Regions from separate parts of the Homo sapiens genome. Here all the other regions are linked to region 2. Evidence: chromatin contacts called from ENCODE Hi-C or POLR2A ChIA-PET data. All regions are on one chromosome and are shown on one strand. The core of a region is the stretch at or near the end of the contact, and the rest is flanking DNA. Distances in the headings are between cores, read along the strand shown. Region 1 has its middle 48 kb from the start of LNX1-AS2. Region 2 holds the start of SCFD2 (sec1 family domain containing 2). Region 3 has its middle 160 kb from the start of LNX1-AS2. Region 4 has its middle 95 kb from the start of LNX1-AS2.

Evidence for each region. Hi-C counts contacts between places; a loop is a spot of excess contacts on that map. ChIA-PET counts read pairs that join two places held with the same protein, here RNA polymerase II (POLR2A). Pooled maps may share reads with other maps.
Region 1: a loop to region 2 is called in a pooled map, with 3 times the contacts of the local background. The contact joins the enhancer-like site here to the promoter of SCFD2 in region 2. A Hi-C loop is called at or near these places in 4 of 37 single-sample maps with no recorded cell type and 9 of 50 pooled maps. POLR2A ChIA-PET finds 5 or more read pairs at or near these places in 1 of 52 experiments (common myeloid progenitor, CD34-positive).
Region 3: a map of OCI-LY7 shows a loop between it and region 2 (7-fold over the local background). The contact joins the enhancer-like site here to the promoter of SCFD2 in region 2. A Hi-C loop is called at or near these places in 1 of 168 maps with a recorded cell type or tissue (OCI-LY7), 15 of 37 single-sample maps with no recorded cell type and 6 of 50 pooled maps.
Region 4: a pooled map shows a loop between it and region 2 (6-fold over the local background). The contact joins the enhancer-like site here to the promoter of SCFD2 in region 2. A Hi-C loop is called at or near these places in 5 of 50 pooled maps.

The regions. Positions count from the first base shown.
Region 1 is chr4:53,639,341-53,643,349 of GRCh38, reverse strand. It overlaps a transcript of LNX1 not described here. Among named protein-coding and RNA genes, the nearest start is that of LNX1-AS2, 48 kb to the right of the region's middle. Within about 2 kb of position 2,214, at least 3 of the 41 ENCODE cell types and tissues checked have a DNase peak (open chromatin) inside an H3K27ac peak, as active enhancers do.
Region 2 is chr4:53,364,188-53,367,895 of GRCh38, reverse strand. It overlaps SCFD2 (sec1 family domain containing 2), which reads left to right and starts at 1,835. Exons shown (of 9, transcript NM_152540.4): 1 at 1,835-2,792. The coding sequence starts at 1,955. RefSeq lists enhancers at 1,870-1,919, 1,940-2,139, 2,360-2,409.
Region 3 is chr4:53,746,813-53,750,661 of GRCh38, reverse strand. No RefSeq gene overlaps it. Among named protein-coding and RNA genes, the nearest start is that of LNX1-AS2, 160 kb to the right of the region's middle. RefSeq lists enhancers at 2,005-2,054, 2,105-2,314. Within about 2 kb of position 2,226, at least 5 of the 41 ENCODE cell types and tissues checked have a DNase peak (open chromatin) inside an H3K27ac peak, as active enhancers do; they include OCI-LY7, where a contact is called at or near this core.
Region 4 is chr4:53,685,967-53,690,022 of GRCh38, reverse strand. No RefSeq gene overlaps it. Among named protein-coding and RNA genes, the nearest start is that of LNX1-AS2, 95 kb to the right of the region's middle. RefSeq lists enhancers at 1,545-1,754, 1,785-1,834. Within about 2 kb of position 1,647, at least 2 of the 41 ENCODE cell types and tissues checked have a DNase peak (open chromatin) inside an H3K27ac peak, as active enhancers do.

The DNA of each region.
Region 1 (4,009 bases), core at 965-3,464, 280 kb before region 2:
AGGGAGACCCTGTCTCTACAAAAAACTTAAAAATTAGCTGGCATGGTGGCATGCGTCTGTGGTCCCAGCTGCCCAGGAGACTGAGGTGGGAAGATTGCTTGAGCCTGGGAATTTGAGGCTGCAGTGAGCCATGATCGTGCCATTGCACTCCAGCTTGGGCAACAGAGCAAGATCCTGTCTTAAAAAAGAAAAAAAAAAGACCAAGATTTCTTGACTCAACAATACTAGCATTTGGGACTGAATAATTCTTTATTGTGGGCAGCTGCCTTGTGCATTGTAGAATGTTCAGCAACACCCTAGGCTCAACCTATTAAATGCCCATAGCACTCCCCAAGTTGTAACAACCAAAAATGTCTCCAGTCAATGTTAAGTGGCCTCTGGAGGGCAAAATCACCCCACACAGAGAACCATTACACTAGACACACCCAAAGGCAAAAGGAGACTAAAGTTACACCCAGGCGACCATAACGGTCCTCAGAGGGTGGGAGCTTCCATGCCATGGCTGGGAGGGATCTGGGGATTCTTCAAGTGGAGCGACCCCTCTCATGGTCATGGCACCATTCTGATCTCAAAGTAAGCAGAGACATCCAAGACTATAGTCAACCCAAAGGAAACCTCAGACCCCGCAGGCTTGCTGATTTTGGTGAGTAGAGCAAGGGATCTCTCCAAAAGGCCAGTGTTTGTGATTGGCCTTCCCAGTTCTGGCAGAAAATCTGTGTACACCCAGAAAATGCTCTTTCTTTCCAGAGCTATCTCTGTAGCATTGATTTGACCCCAAGCATATAAAGAATAACCGTGCCACATATGACTTTAGAGTGTACAGGGTATGTGGGAAGGGCCCCTAGCTGGTGCTGGCCCCTCAGGACCCATCACAAAGTGGTCAATGGCCAGGAGACCCTTTGTCCTAGGCCCCACATTGAGCTTCAAATTCAAAATCCTGATATCATTTCCAGTGTTACCTACATGTTGAATTTTTAATATGTTCAAAAGCATGTATACATTTTAAATATAGCATATTTTATAGGTCTATTTTGGGATTCCTTCTTTCATTTTTAATATCCCAAGAACTTCAAAAAGTGGAAATGGTCTGGGCCTGCTTTGACCTTTTTTTTTTTTTTTTTTTTTTAAGATAGGATTTTGCTCTGCATTGCCCAGGCTGGAGTGCAGTAATGTGATCATGGCTCACTGCAGCCTCAACCTTTTGAGCTCAAGCAATCCTCCCATCTTAGCCTCCCAAGTAGCTGGGATCACAGGCGTGTACCACCAAACCTGGCTGATGTTTTTATTTTTTGTAGAGATGAGTTCTCCACTATGTTGCCCAGACTGGTCTCTAACTCCTGGCCTCAAGCAATCCTCCTGTCTTGGTTTCATGGCAGGTTTCTTGGTAATAGCCTCAGACTGGAAACAACCCAAATGCCCATCAACAGGTGAATGAATAAACAGACTGTGCTGTGTCCACACAATGCAATACTAAGCAGAAAAAAAGGAATGAACTGTTGATACCTACAATATGAATAAATCCTGAAATTATCATACCAAGTGAAGTAAGCCAGACACCAAAAAGAATACACAATGTTTGATTTCATTTATATGGAGTTCTGGAATGTGCAAGCAGTCTAGTTATAGAAAGCAGATCAATACTTGCCTGGGGACCTGGTGAATGGGGAGTGAGAGGGAGAGATTACAAAGAGAAAGAAAATGAATTTGTTCCTTGATTGCAGTGATGATTTCATGGGCATATATGTATGCCAAAATTGATCAGATGCACAAAATTAAATATGTGCATTAGGTTGAACCCCTGGGTATTGTGGGGTGGGGAGAAACAGAGGCATGGTCGTTAGGTCCACCTGGGTATTTTGTCCATTTCTCTCGTCTTTGGCTGAGCACAGAGGTTGTAGCCATTCCTCTTCAGCACTGCCTGGATAATGTTACTAGAGTGAAGTGTGAGAAACTCATTAAAAATTCATCAGCTTATTGGTGGGTGAAAGCCCTGCTGTGGCACCCTCTCACTTTCTCTGAAGAGCGCCTCTTATCTGGGTAAGTCCCCTCTTGGGGCCAGAAGAGATTAGATCAGAATGCACTGGATATATTTGCATAGCTAGAAATCCCTCCTTCTTAGAGAGTAAAGGAGGTGCCCCCCCACCCCGCCCTTCCCCAGAACAGAGAAAGTGGCCAAGCAGCTTGGATCTCCTCCAGCATACCCAGGCCAAAAAACCATGCCACATTCCAGTGTTCATTGAGGAAATAAAATGCACACACACAAGCATACACACATAGAGCAGTAGCCTGTGCCGAGTCGCCTCCAAGGCTGGGGTCTGCAGGTGCAAGCTCCAATTAGCAGCCAGCCTTCCAATACCTTTTCATCCCAAACAACGGCCAGGCCTCAGCCCCGGCCAGGGATTGAGGAAGGCCCCGGAAGGACTGCCGACGAGACTGAGAAAAACAAAGACTGTCCAAATAAAAGTAGCTCATGTGAGTCGAACCTGAAACCCAGCTTCATTTTCAAAACCTCTTGTGAGAAATAGTCAATGCACAATTTTGTGAAAAATCAGTTACTGGTCACAGGAAAGAAACTGCCTTCAAAGGCCCTCCAGACCTAAGTCATCAGAGGCAGTTTTCTTTTGCAAACCAGCTAGGCACAGTATTTCTATAACAACACAGTCTTAATTGTTCCTACTGTTGACAACAATTCCCCTAAACTAATATATTTTGGGGGTTATGGATGTATTGTGGTTCTCCTGCAACTGGTGGCTCTTTATTGCTAATATCACATCAAGGCTTAAACAAAAGCACTTTTGATTCTTTATTTTTAGCAATGAAATGTATGTGTTTTCATATGCTTGCCAGTGCTCTATCCTAAGCAGAGAAGCACTAAGGCCATAGACTCACTTTCTTCATTCCTTCTCTCCCCCCATTTTTTTCTGTTTACTTTTTACTGAGAAGGCTACAGAGCTTATACAGAGGTCCATCCTTCCTCTGTAAGCATCTCGGCCTGTTCCACAGCTAAGGATGCTCTCCCAAAGAAAGACTTCTCTATCATTGTCTCCTTGTGGGCTCCCTGGTCTGCTTTTCCACCACTGCCATGCTCTGTTAGGCAGTGCTTCCTCGCCTTCCTGACAGTCGTTCTTGTTTTTAATACGTAAATCTACAAAGAAATGCCAACAATTGGAAATGGGAACAAAAGAATGTTAAAAACCTATACTCCCACCACCACTGTCATTCTATTTTTCTGTTTCCTTCCAGATCATCAGGCATACTTTTGTCTACTTGGTATATGTATATAAATAATTCTTTTTTATTTTTATTTTTTTTTGAGACAGAGTCTCACTCTGTTGCCCAGGCTGGAGTGCTGTTCAGTGGTGCAGTCTCAGCTCACTGCAACCTCTGCCTCTGGGTTCAAGCAATTTTTGTGCCTCAGCCTCCCAAGTAGCTGGGATTATAGGCATGCGCCAACATGCCTGGCTAATTTTTTTTATTTTTAGTAGAGACAGGGTTTCACCATGTTGCTCAGGCAGGTCTCAAATCCCTGACGTCAAGTGATCCACCCGCCTCGGCCTCCCAAAGTGCTGGGATTACAGGCATGAGCCACTACACCTGACCTAAATAACTCTTGATTATGCCTCTGACTTGGCTTCTCCACTGTGTTTGCAGTCATGAGATATGAACAGCTGGTAAGTGGGCGACAGAAGAAACAGCCCTTTTGATACTTTAGGACCCCAAAACAGTCCATTCTACTTAGCAAGAATGAAGTTGGGTTCCTGTGAGCCTTTGTTTGCACCATTTTCATCAGCCAATCAATAAATAACCTTGTTTAATGTACGTTTCTGTTTCAAGATGCCTTATTTTTTCTGGGATATTAACATTTTTAATTAAAGAAAATTTATTAGGAAGCAGATTTTAAATAAATATAAGGAAGAATTTTTTTTTAGGTTTGGGGTACAAATGATCCTGTCACCCAGGTACTGAGCATAGCACCCAATAGTTTTTCAATCCTTACCCCCACTCACTC
Region 2 (3,708 bases), core at 586-3,085:
TGAACACCTGGGTTTCTTTGAAGGCAAGTCAAAACTCATGCCCTATATGAAGCTTTTTCTGACTTCTTCCTTTTTCTCTTAGAATTTATTTTTCCTCCTTCTTGACTCCTATACAAAAAATTTTAAAAAGTATTTGCTTCTGTAACATTTTATTGCACTTGTTTTACATGTGTGGGTCCCTTTATTTCATCATAATTATTTTGAAATCAGGGCTGTGGTTTAGTTTTCTTTATATCCTTAAAACCCAGACAGTGTTTGGAATACTGTACGTATTTATTAAAAATTGGCTGGATATATTATTATGTGGAATTTTTTTTTTTTTTGAGACAGAGTCTCGCTCTGTCGCCCAGGCTGGAGTGCAGTGGTGCCATCTTGGCTCACTGCAACCTCTCCCTCCTGGGTTCAAGTGATTCTCCTGCCTCAACCTCCCGAGTAGCTGGGATTACAGGTACCTGCCACCATGTCCAGCTATTTTTTGTACTTTTAGTAGAGACGGAGCTTCACCATGTTGGCCAAGCTGGTCTTGAGCCCCTGACCTCAGGTGATCTGCCCACCTCGGCCTCCCAAAGTGTTGGGATTACAGGCATGAGCCACCGCGCCTGGCCATGGATATTAATTGAACATTCATTCAACGAACATTTATTGAACACCTGTTATAAGTGTTGGGGATACCAAGCATCTAGTGCATAATTTAGCAAAACAGATAGTTTAAAGAAAATAGTGTTAATACTTACCCCATGATATGGCAAGTACTTAGCGAATGTATCAATTGAGTGGTTTGATAGGTGGGGGAAGTGAGAGGTGATAGGGTGATAGTGGTGGTGAGTTAGAAAAAGTCTCTCACAGGCAGTACTGTTGGAATGATTATTTTCGGTAAGTTTACCAGGTAAATTCTTTGTGGATTAGGTAATGAATTTTATTAACCATTGCATCTTTGAAGCTTAGCACAGAGATTATACTTAGTAATGTAAGTATATTGGTGGAACAAACAGAACCCATAAAACATTTTGGGTTCAGCCTATTGACTTCATTGTATCGGTACAATTTTTCTCCATGTTGGGAATAGCTGGAGAGAAATTGAGAAATCAAGAAGGATGTTGATGCTTTTTAAAGAGTGTGGATGTATCCTATAGGCAACTGGGCTAGGAGAAGCTTTTAAGCAGGAAAGTTGTAGGACCAACTTTGTTTATTAGGAAGAAAATAGAATTGGAGGGTAAAGAGATCAAAAGTCAGAAAATGTTGGGAGATCATTGCCTGGGTGAGCGATGATGTTGGGTTTTTGTGACAGCAAAAATGGAGAGGAAGGGCTGAATTCTGAGAGTTTTTAAGCCTATAAGATGTAGTGACGATGAGATGAGGGAGGAAAGATGGAGAAAGTGAAAATGAGAACAACAGGGTTTGTTATGAGGCTTGTGGGCGATAACGTATGTGACAGCAATCTATAAACCCAAAATATTGCACACGGTTGTTTTTATTATCTTTTTCTAGTTGCTCTGAGTTTAGATTGAGAAGGTGGCTGTACTTTTGGAGACGTGTTCATATCTAAGGAAGATACCAAATTTCGGATTAGGTTTTTATTTCGGAGACTTTTCAAGGAACATGAGAAGATTATCTGAGAAGATTATCTGCGCAGACAGGCCGAGCGACGGAAAGAACTCAGTTCAGCTCCATCTCAGGAAACACCTGATCTCCACGAGCTTTTGAGGAAGCCCGGAGCCACAGAGCCCCACCCACTTCTTTCCCGACCGCGCCATCCTTCCTCACTCCCGGCCTCCTCTCTAGCCAATCACCGCTCAGTTTAACGTCATCACCGAGCGCCATCAGGGAGCGTGTCAGAGGCCGACCACGTGTACTGTGGAGACTGTCAAAGTCTCCCGGAGCCCAATTTCCGGAAGCGGTGAGTTCTGAAAGAAGTTCCTGCACCGTAGTTTCCCAAGTCTGCGAATCCCCAACCATGAGCGCCTCGGGCGTACTGTCCTTTACCCAGCAAGGATGGGAGCAGGTGCTGGCCAAAGTGAAACGGGCTGTGGTTTACCTGGACGCCGCCTGCGCCGAGAGCCTGCACTGGGGCTGCGGATCCACCCGTCTCCTGGAGGCGGTGGGGGGTCCTGACTGTCACCTGCGAGAGTTCGAGCCCGACGCAATTGGTGGTGGAGCCAAGCAGCCCAAGGCAGTGTTTGTGCTGAGCTGCCTGCTGAAAGGCCGGACCGTGGAGATCCTACGGGACATCATCTGCCGCAGTCACTTCCAGTATTGTGTGGTGGTCACAACCGTGAGCCACGCTGTCCACCTCACAGCTAATCATGTCCCAGCGGCGGCAGCGGCCGAGATGGAGGGGCAGCAGCCGGTGTTCGAGCAGCTGGAGGAGAAGCTGTGTGAATGGATGGGCAACATGAACTACACGGCCGAGGTGTTCCATGTCCCGTTATTGCTTGCCCCTGTTGCTCCCCACTTTGCCTTGACTCCAGCTTTTGCATCCCTTTTCCCACTGCTACCCCAGGATGTGCACCTCCTTAATAGCGCCCGACCGGACAAGAGGAAGCTGGGAAGCCTGGGTGATGTGGACTCCACTACGCTAACCCCAGAGCTGCTGCTGCAGATCAGATGCCTAGTGTCAGGCCTCAGTTCTCTGTGTGAACATTTAGGAGTACGGGAGGAGTGTTTTGCTGTAGGTTCCTTAAGTCAGGTCATCGCTGCGGATCTGGCCAATTATGCCCCTGCAAAGAACAGGAAGAAGACTGCTGCAGGCAGGGCATCAGTGGTTTTTGTGGACAGAACCCTGGATCTCACAGGTAAGTGCATTGCTCTGGAGTTCTTCATTACCATTCCCCACATTGCTGGGACTTTCATTGATTCAGCATATATTTTATTGACCTTTTATTATATATTAGATTGAGGATACAAAGATGAACTAGATGGACACGGTCTCTAATCTCACAGAGTTTATTGTCTAAAGTGGAATACAGACAGGTGAATTAGCAATTACAATAACATTTGTTAAATGCTGTAATGGGTAGAAATGTCATAAATGCCCATTGCCTTGTTAAACAACAACTTTAGCCCAAGATTATGCTGACAGGGAGGAAAACTGTGCACCTGGGAAATTTTATTTTTAGAAATTTACGAATGCCAGTATTCACAACAGTCCTTCATAAGAAGACTCTGGTTTGTTGGAGAAGTGTTAATAGATGACCCAGCGGAAGGAAAACTACTGCACAAGAAAACATAAAATTATTACAGACAATTGAGGTTTAGGAAATGAGTGTTCAAAAGTGAGGCTGAACTTAAATGTTACTAGTAAATGAGATGAAATAGAATTGTAGAAAATATTTTCAAATGTTTATTGATTTATTTTTAGCTCTCATTGTATTAAAGATTAAGTAAATAATCTCAAATTGTAATAATGTATTATTTACACAAAAGAAACAAATGTAATCCTTAAAGCAGATGAAGAAAAGACACTTTCTGATGTTTGATATGTTATTTTCAAAGGTCAACTTTATTGTTCTCTAATTAGGTTGTATAATACTGTTAGTAATATAGCCTAGCCACTTCCAAGTCCAGGGAGAATAATCGGAAAACTGACATTGGTAGGCATTCCCTTTAATCGGTCAGAAAAAAAGTTGAATTAAGTTATAAAAAACGAAATAGGTATATTTGAGTTTTTAATCTTAATAAGATTAATTTTCAGATAAAAAATGGAAAGTA
Region 3 (3,849 bases), core at 977-3,476, 380 kb before region 2:
TTTTTGGCTGCAAATTCTGCAATATTATGGTTTCCATTTTTGGAAAAAAAGACTTCTTTTTAAAATTTATAGTATAAAATGGCATAGTCTCTTTCCCCTTCCCTTTTTTTATTCCCCTCTCTCTCTGTCTTCTGTATCTTTCCAGATTAGTGCCTAAAAACACAGACTCTGAAATGAAATGATCTGATTTGGGATCCTTGTTTTATCACTGAATAGCTAAGTAGTCTTTGGAAATAAACCTTCTGTACCTCGGTTCCTTCAGCTCAAAAGTGGTGATAATTGTTCTATACCTATCTCATAGAGTGGTTTTAAGTGTTAAAACATAACATAAAAAGGGCTTATAAGGATGCGTAGTACAAGGTAAGTACAATATAGGTGTTAAATGTTATATTACTACTACCACTACCACTGATACCATAGCTAGCATTATTGAGGGCATACTATTTATTATGTGCCTGATATTTACTATGCTAAACTCTTTAAAAACACTGGTCTCTTAAATTTGTATTAAGTCTTAAGAGGTGATTGAAAAAAAGTTTTTGAATGCTCTGTGGAAGGCACTTTTATATGCTCTTTACTCTGATTTTATTATGTAATTTTCACTACAACCCTATAAGGTAGTTATCATTAAGGTGCAGCCGTCACAGATGATGAAACTGAGGCACAGATTAAATGGTTTGCCAAAAACCAAGTCTTAAATTTATATCTCTCTAAACCGGTGGTTCTCAAATATTAATACACATCAGAATCACCTGGTGGGCTTATTAAAACACTGATTGCTGGACTCCAGCTCCAGAGTCTCTGATTCAGTAAGTGTGGGTGGGGTCTGAGAATTTGCATTTCTGGTAAGTTCCTGGGTGACGTTGACACTGCTAGTCTGGGAGACGGGGTTTCCTATTCTGAGATCCACTGTATTTTTTTTTTTTTTTTTGAGACGGAGTCTCGCTCTGTCACCCAGGCTGGAGTGCAGTGGTGTGGTCTCAACTCACTGAGCCTCCCAAGCTCAAGCGATTCTTGTGCCTCAGACTCCTAAGTAGCTGAATCTACAGGTGTGTGCCACCATGCCCGGTTAATTTTTGTATTTTTAGTAGAGACAGGATTTCACCATGTTGGCCAGTCTGGCCTCTAACTCCTGACCTCAGGTGATCCTCCCACCTCAGCCTCCCAAAGCGCTGGGATTTCAGGTGTGAGCCATTGTGCCTGGCCAACATCCGCTGTATTAATGGCAAGTGCTGCTTTACCGTTAAAACAGGCACAATCCATAGTTGATATCTTGAATTTTGCCAACTATCTTAACTAGGAGTCATATTTCTCATCACAGGAACTGAAGAAAATAATTTATGTTCATCACTCCACTCACAGTGTCCTGGGGACATTATGAGTTCAGTTCAGTCTTCCTTACATGCTGGCTTCCAGCTAGCACTCAAGGAAACGGACTCTCACTTAGCATCCCATTCTCTGGTTATGGTGATCTCTTTGTTTTGATTTATATTATTTCATTATTTTCTGTCTTTTTCCACAAAGATGTTATTTATTTCACCAGCTGTCCTTGCAAATGGACCATGAGTCTGAGCACTGAAGCTGCTGACATTGTAGATTTTAAAGGCCCTTACGTGGAGAGGCACAGGAAACCCGAGAAAATGAAGCACCACGTTGGTTAAAGGGTTTGGGTGTTTCCCTTATTAACAGTGGATGATCATCAAATATAAGAGATCTCCAGACCATCAGAATAGAGATCCTGAAACTGGCAAACATAATCCATACTAGTTGTGCCAGTTATCAACCCATTTCCTCTCAGCTCCAAATGCATCCATCTTTGCTCTATTGGTGGTAGCGGGACTGGACCCTGTAAACATTTCTCCTTTCCCAACTGCCGAAGTGTTAGCCTAATTGTCAATAGAGGGTACTGGGGTGTTGCTGTAAGGTCATAGCAGAGGAAGAGGCTTATCTTCAGTTATGGTGCTCTTACTCTCTTATGGTACAGCTGTCAGCAAACAGGCAGACAGGAGGCCCAAGTCGTTCACTCTCTAGTGAGTTTCTCCTGCACCCAGCAGACCACTTCCTGTAGACCAGCTGTGACCCCTCAGCTGCCTGCAGGTTGTTTCTTATAAGTCAGCTCCAGTCCCCTGGTACCCCAGCTGGCCATGTCCTGCTCTCCAGCTCAGCCCACCAGCTCGCTCCAGTGAACTTAGCCACCCAGTTTCAGTTCCTGCAAACCAGCTGCAGCTTGCCTGCACCTTCTAGAGTGTCTCAACCACCTAGCAAGCTGTTCCTACAGACCAGCTCTGGCCAAACTTTCTGACAAGTTTCTTTACCACTGAGAGGCTACATGTTTCTGTGTCAGCCACAAGATACCCACTGAGGGCTGAATTCAGCCTTGGAGGAGGGACCTTCTTTCATGTTCTTAATTCTTTATGTTATGTTCTCTCCATTCTAGAGGTAGGAGCTTCTTCTCTATATTCTCTAGTTCTCTTTTAGTAGTTAATTGCATTTTACTAGCTCATAATTCTGTATATTACATTTTTTCTGTTCAAATTACTGGTGTGTAGCTATCTCCTGACTAGACCTTACAGAATTGATACCAGTAGTGGTCCTAAAAGACAGACCCTCACACATGAGATTTGGTACTAGTTTGATCATGATTTTAGGCTTCAGTGCAGAGACAATTTCTTTGCCAGTGGGAAATTGATACTAATAATCCATGGCAGGTAATAGCTTTGCAATTAATCAAACTATGGTAATTGTGATGAAGTGCAAACTAAAGCAAGGACTATGATGTTGGATGGATCCTCTGGAGTGTACTGTAGCATTTACAGAAAGCAAATGACAGGCTAAAATTCCTTTAATTTTCAGTTCAAGTCATGAGTGGCAAACTAGACATTTCTAGGGCAGCCCAAAAATAATCTTTTATTTATTATGGCCACAGGCTGATATTGATAAAAATCAAACATAAAATTTAATTGGGAGGCTTGCAGAATTACAATTTCAGTTGGATTCACAGCCTTGCCAAATTTCTGATGTAAAAGATAGGAAATCAAATGGGAAAGCATGAGACACTGAAACTTGGAGTGAGGCATCAGGTTAGAACTGATTCTAAACACACCCACGTCACTCTGAGCCTCCCTTGCTTGTTCTTCTGTGTTTGGGGAGACCACGCTTTCTTTGGTTGAAAGCCCTGCAGTAACCTCCGCTGGGATAGCAATGTTCCGAGGGGATGCTCATTTTCCACAAGACTACAACAACTGCCCCCGTTGCCACTACACCAATAACTAGGTTCAAATCACAGTGTGCCCCAGATCAGGAACATATGATGACCCAGGAGGAAATGACTTATATACACTGCATGATTTTGCTCATATATATGAGCAGAAACCTAAAAAATATATGTGGAGTAGATTTTGTAAAATATAATGCTAGATCATTATCACTATGTCTTTTCTTTGAGGCATAACCAGGGTCCTTTTTAAAAATGAATAAACAAACAAACAAACTTTATTTTATGGAAGCTATGTGAGGATAGCCCTAATAGAAACTAGTAATGTATTATGATCCTGCAGTATTTGAGACAAAATTATATTAGTACATGAAGAGACAGAATGATTACTGGAACAAAATAGAGCCCAGAGAAATACTTAAGTATGAATGGGAATGTGATTTGTAAAAATGGTGACATTTCAGGTAAGGGTCAAATAATAAATAAATCAATAAATAGTGTGACAATAGACTAGTGATCTGAGGGGATAAAAGAAAGAGACAGGAGAGAGAGAGAGAAAAAAAGGAAGCTGAATCCTTACATCATTTCTTACCTAAAATAAATTTCATCTTGGTCTATTTTTGCAACATAAAAAA
Region 4 (4,056 bases), core at 398-2,897, 320 kb before region 2:
TATTCAGTAGAAAGGGGGAAATTAATGATGCAGGACAAAGAGGAATGAATCGTAGGCATCAAAGCTTTGAGTGAGCAGGAGAGACAGTGCACAAGTAGAGAGAGGTTAGTCTTAGGAATAGGTACAATCTCACTCACTGGAAGAGGAGGAAAAGGAGAACATAGGGACTCAGGTGCTTGAAGTGTGGTGGATTTGGTCCTACCAACAGAAGTCCTCTTCAGTTGTTCTTATTTTCTCAGAAAAATATTCAGCTGATAGTAAGGAAGTAGAAGGGTGCTGAAGTTTTGAGAAGTGGGAAGGAGATATGGCGAATTAGCCACGAGATCAGGAGAGGAAGTGGGATAGAAGATGTATTTGAATTGAGGAGCAATGGAGGCTGTCCACCTGAGATGTATGGTCTTTAATTTAAAGTGAGATCAGTCAGTTGTGTGTTTAATGTCAACCAGTTTAGCGACATGGGGGACAGGTGTGAAGTAGGCAGTGAGAATCAAATGATGACACTTTGGTGGGGGAAGACACTAGAGATGAAGAGTTCAGCTGGGTGTGTGTTGGGTTTGAAATACCTGAGGAGATCCAGGTGAAGCTGTCTTGTAGACAGTTGGAAATGAAGAATCTGTGCTATAAATAAAGATCTGGGAATCACTGATTGATTAAAAAAAAGTTACAGAATGTGTCCTGTGCACCAGATACTGTTCTAAGCCAGACATTGTTCTAAGCACCGGGCACAACAGAGAACATAAGACAGAATCTCTGTCCTCATATAGGGCTTGTATGCTGGTGAGGAGGGGCATCATGAATAGCTCAGTCATTTCCAAAGAGAGAGATCTGCAGCCCAGGGGATGTGCAAGATGATCCCTTGAAATGCGAGCAGGAACTATTTGAACTCACATTTACATTTTTCTTATCATCTTTAATATCTATTTTTATATGTGTCTCATTCATTTTCTAAAATGCTAACACAGTAATACATATATTATTATATAAATAAGTATGGATATGTTTGGAGAGACATGCTCAAAAAGTATTTACTGATAGAGATGCTTGATTAGAAACATTTGAAAACCACTAGCCATGTGTGAGATAGTAGAAGATGAAGAAGATGATGAAGATAAGTCTCCCAAAATTGACATCAATAAAGATGTATACAAGAAATTAGATTAGCTCTGTAGAGCACAGTCTCTGAATTATTCCATCCTGGGTTAACATTTTTAAGTAATGAGCCTTCCAGAAATGGGACTAAATAAAGGTATCAGGAAGAAACTTATAATGATTTTGCTGTCAAAAAATAGAACAGGCTGCCATGTGACAAGTAGGCACATTCAGCAGAGGCAAGATGCCTGTTGGTGAGACAGGCTGTGGAGGAAGTCCTCACCAGGGCCGCACTGATTTCAGAGGGAAGATTGGACCACAAGACCCTCAAGTGCCTTGTAACTCTAAGCATCTATGAGTGTATGAAGAATAAGCTGGGAATTTGGAATTATAATAATCTCTTTATGTAAGGAATTGGATTGAGGAAGGGTGAATCATAGCCTTGCATCTACAAACAGAGGGGTGATGGTCTGCCCAGATTACAGCCAAGGGAGAGCTGCAGAATGTGTCAGCATTTCCAGCTTGCTTCGTGGGAGAGGGTGCCTGAGTAGCAGATGTGAACATTTTGGTTTCTGTGGTTGGTATTTTCCTATAGTGGAGAAGAGTGACTCATGAGGTCCACACAGCCAGATGAAAATCACCCTAGAGAGGCAGCTCAGAATAGTGGAAAGTTACTCCATGGACTGTTGTCTTCAGTGCTTGCAGGTAAAGAAACTGAAGCTCAGAGAGACTAAGCAAGTAGGCTGGAGCCACCCAGCTGAGAAGTGGTGGAGCTGGGATTCAAAGCCAGGGCTATCTAGCTTCAAATTCCATGTTTACTCTGCTACATGGTAAATTTAAGAAATCCTTTAGGAAAAACTCAGAGGGGTGTAGATGATCAAAGAAGTGAGACTATATTTCTTTTCTTTTCTTTTTTTACTTTAAGTTCTTCAAGTTCTGGGATACATGTGCAGAATGTGCATGTTTGCTACATAGGTATACATGTGCCATGGTGGTTTGCTGCACCTATCAACTCATGATCTAGGTCTTCAGCCCCGCATGCATTAGGTACTTGTACTAATGTTCTCCCTCCCTTGCCCCCCAACCCCTGACAGGCCCTGGTGTGTGATGTTCCCCTCCCTGTGTCCAAGTGTTCTCATTGTTCAACTCCCACTTATGAGTGAGAACATGCGGTGTTTGGTTTTCTGTTCCTGTGTTAGTTTGCTGAGAATGATGGCTTCTAGCTTCATCCATGCTCCTGCAAAGGACATGAACTCATCATAAGAATGTATTTCTAAGGATACAGATTGGCTACTGTAACAAAGACAGCCAAGAAATACCAAAACCAGAGAATTAAACAAGATAGAAATATTTTTTCCTCATACTTAATGGTCTGAGCACAGGGAGTCCAGGGCTTATATGACAGGTCCATTTTGTTGGGGCCCAGGTTCCATCTAACTCTCGGCTCTGCTGTCTCATGTTGTTGCCTTTATCTGCATGGCTAAAGACTGTATAGCTCCCCAACACACCACCTTGGTCTGTATTTCATCTAGTGGAAAGAGGGAGAAGGAGAGGGAAGACGTACTTCCTTCTCTTAGGTGTGACGCAGTTGTTGTACACCTTGCTTCTGGTCACAGCTCCTTGGACACTGAGTTATGATGGAAGCTGGGAAACGCCTTCATTCCAAGGAGCTATATGACTAGCAAAACTCAAAGATTCTATTTCTAAAAGGTGAAAGGGAAAATAGATATTGACAGGCAATCAGCAGCCTCTGGCACATTAAATTATATCTATTAGAAGAACAAGAAAAAAGAAAAATAAAGGGACTTTTAGACTATTCTAAAGGAAAGGGAAGGAGGGCTCTCCAGGTCTAGGAAACAGCTTGGGAAAAGGCAGAAGAAACAGGCTCCTTTTAGAGAAGTGTTTGCAGCCAAGTTTGGTTTAAGAGTTTAGGAGTGCAAGGAAACTCTAAGAAACAAGACTAGAAATTTTTGTCACAGACATTCAATACAAAGTGAGGAATTTGTACTAACCTCAGTCAGCAAGAGAAAGTGATTGCAGGTTTGTAAGCAGAAAATATTATGATGAGGGTTGTACTTTACAGAGATTGTCCTAGCAGTTGTATGCACAGTGGGCTGGAGTAAGGCAAGATAGAAAGCTGGGTGGGATTGTGGAAAAACACTGGAGCGGGGTCAGGAGGTCTGGCTGCAAAAACCCAGTGCTTCCCTAATGACTACTGCATAGTGGTTAAGAGTCAGGCTCCAGAGCTGCAGTCCCTGCATTCACATCTCATCTCACCACTTAGCAGCCATTCCTGAAAACAGGAAGATCTTCAGAGAGTGCTCAGCATCTTGGGCACATAGCAAGTTCTGCCTTGACTGTTACCTTGAATAAGCCTTCTCTCCAGGCTAACTGCTTTCTGAGTTCAGTGTAAAAACTCGATGAGTTGATTTCTAAAGACACCTTCAGCTCTAAAATTTTCTGATCCCCTGAATCTGAGTATGATACAAATGTTTAACACTGCCTAAAGAGACCTGAAAATCACATTTTAGAATATTTTTCTTTCCAGTAGACAACATATTAATTTTGTTAAACTCACCTTGGCTCTCCCAGAGCAAATTATAATGATTTGTTGGTTAGAGAAAAGAATTATATGCAAATCACATTTTACTTAATGCCAAAAAAAAAGCTAGTAGCCCAGGGCATTTGAAGCCACACTGCTGCTTAGGGTACCTGCTTCTCTCTCCTGTCTTAGAAGAGGAATGGGGACTCCAGGCAACTTGCTAATCTTCTTAATCAAATTGGGAGTAGGTTTTTTACCGTGGTCTTTTGGCGAAGCCACTAAAGAGATCCCGAGGTCCAAGTATGCCTCCTAGATATAACTTCTACTTCTTGGGGGCATTTCTGGGGACTCTTGGCTCCCAAGTTCCAGAGAAGATGGTTGTGCAGAGAGGCTATTCTCTTATAGCTCAAAGGGTTGGATACACA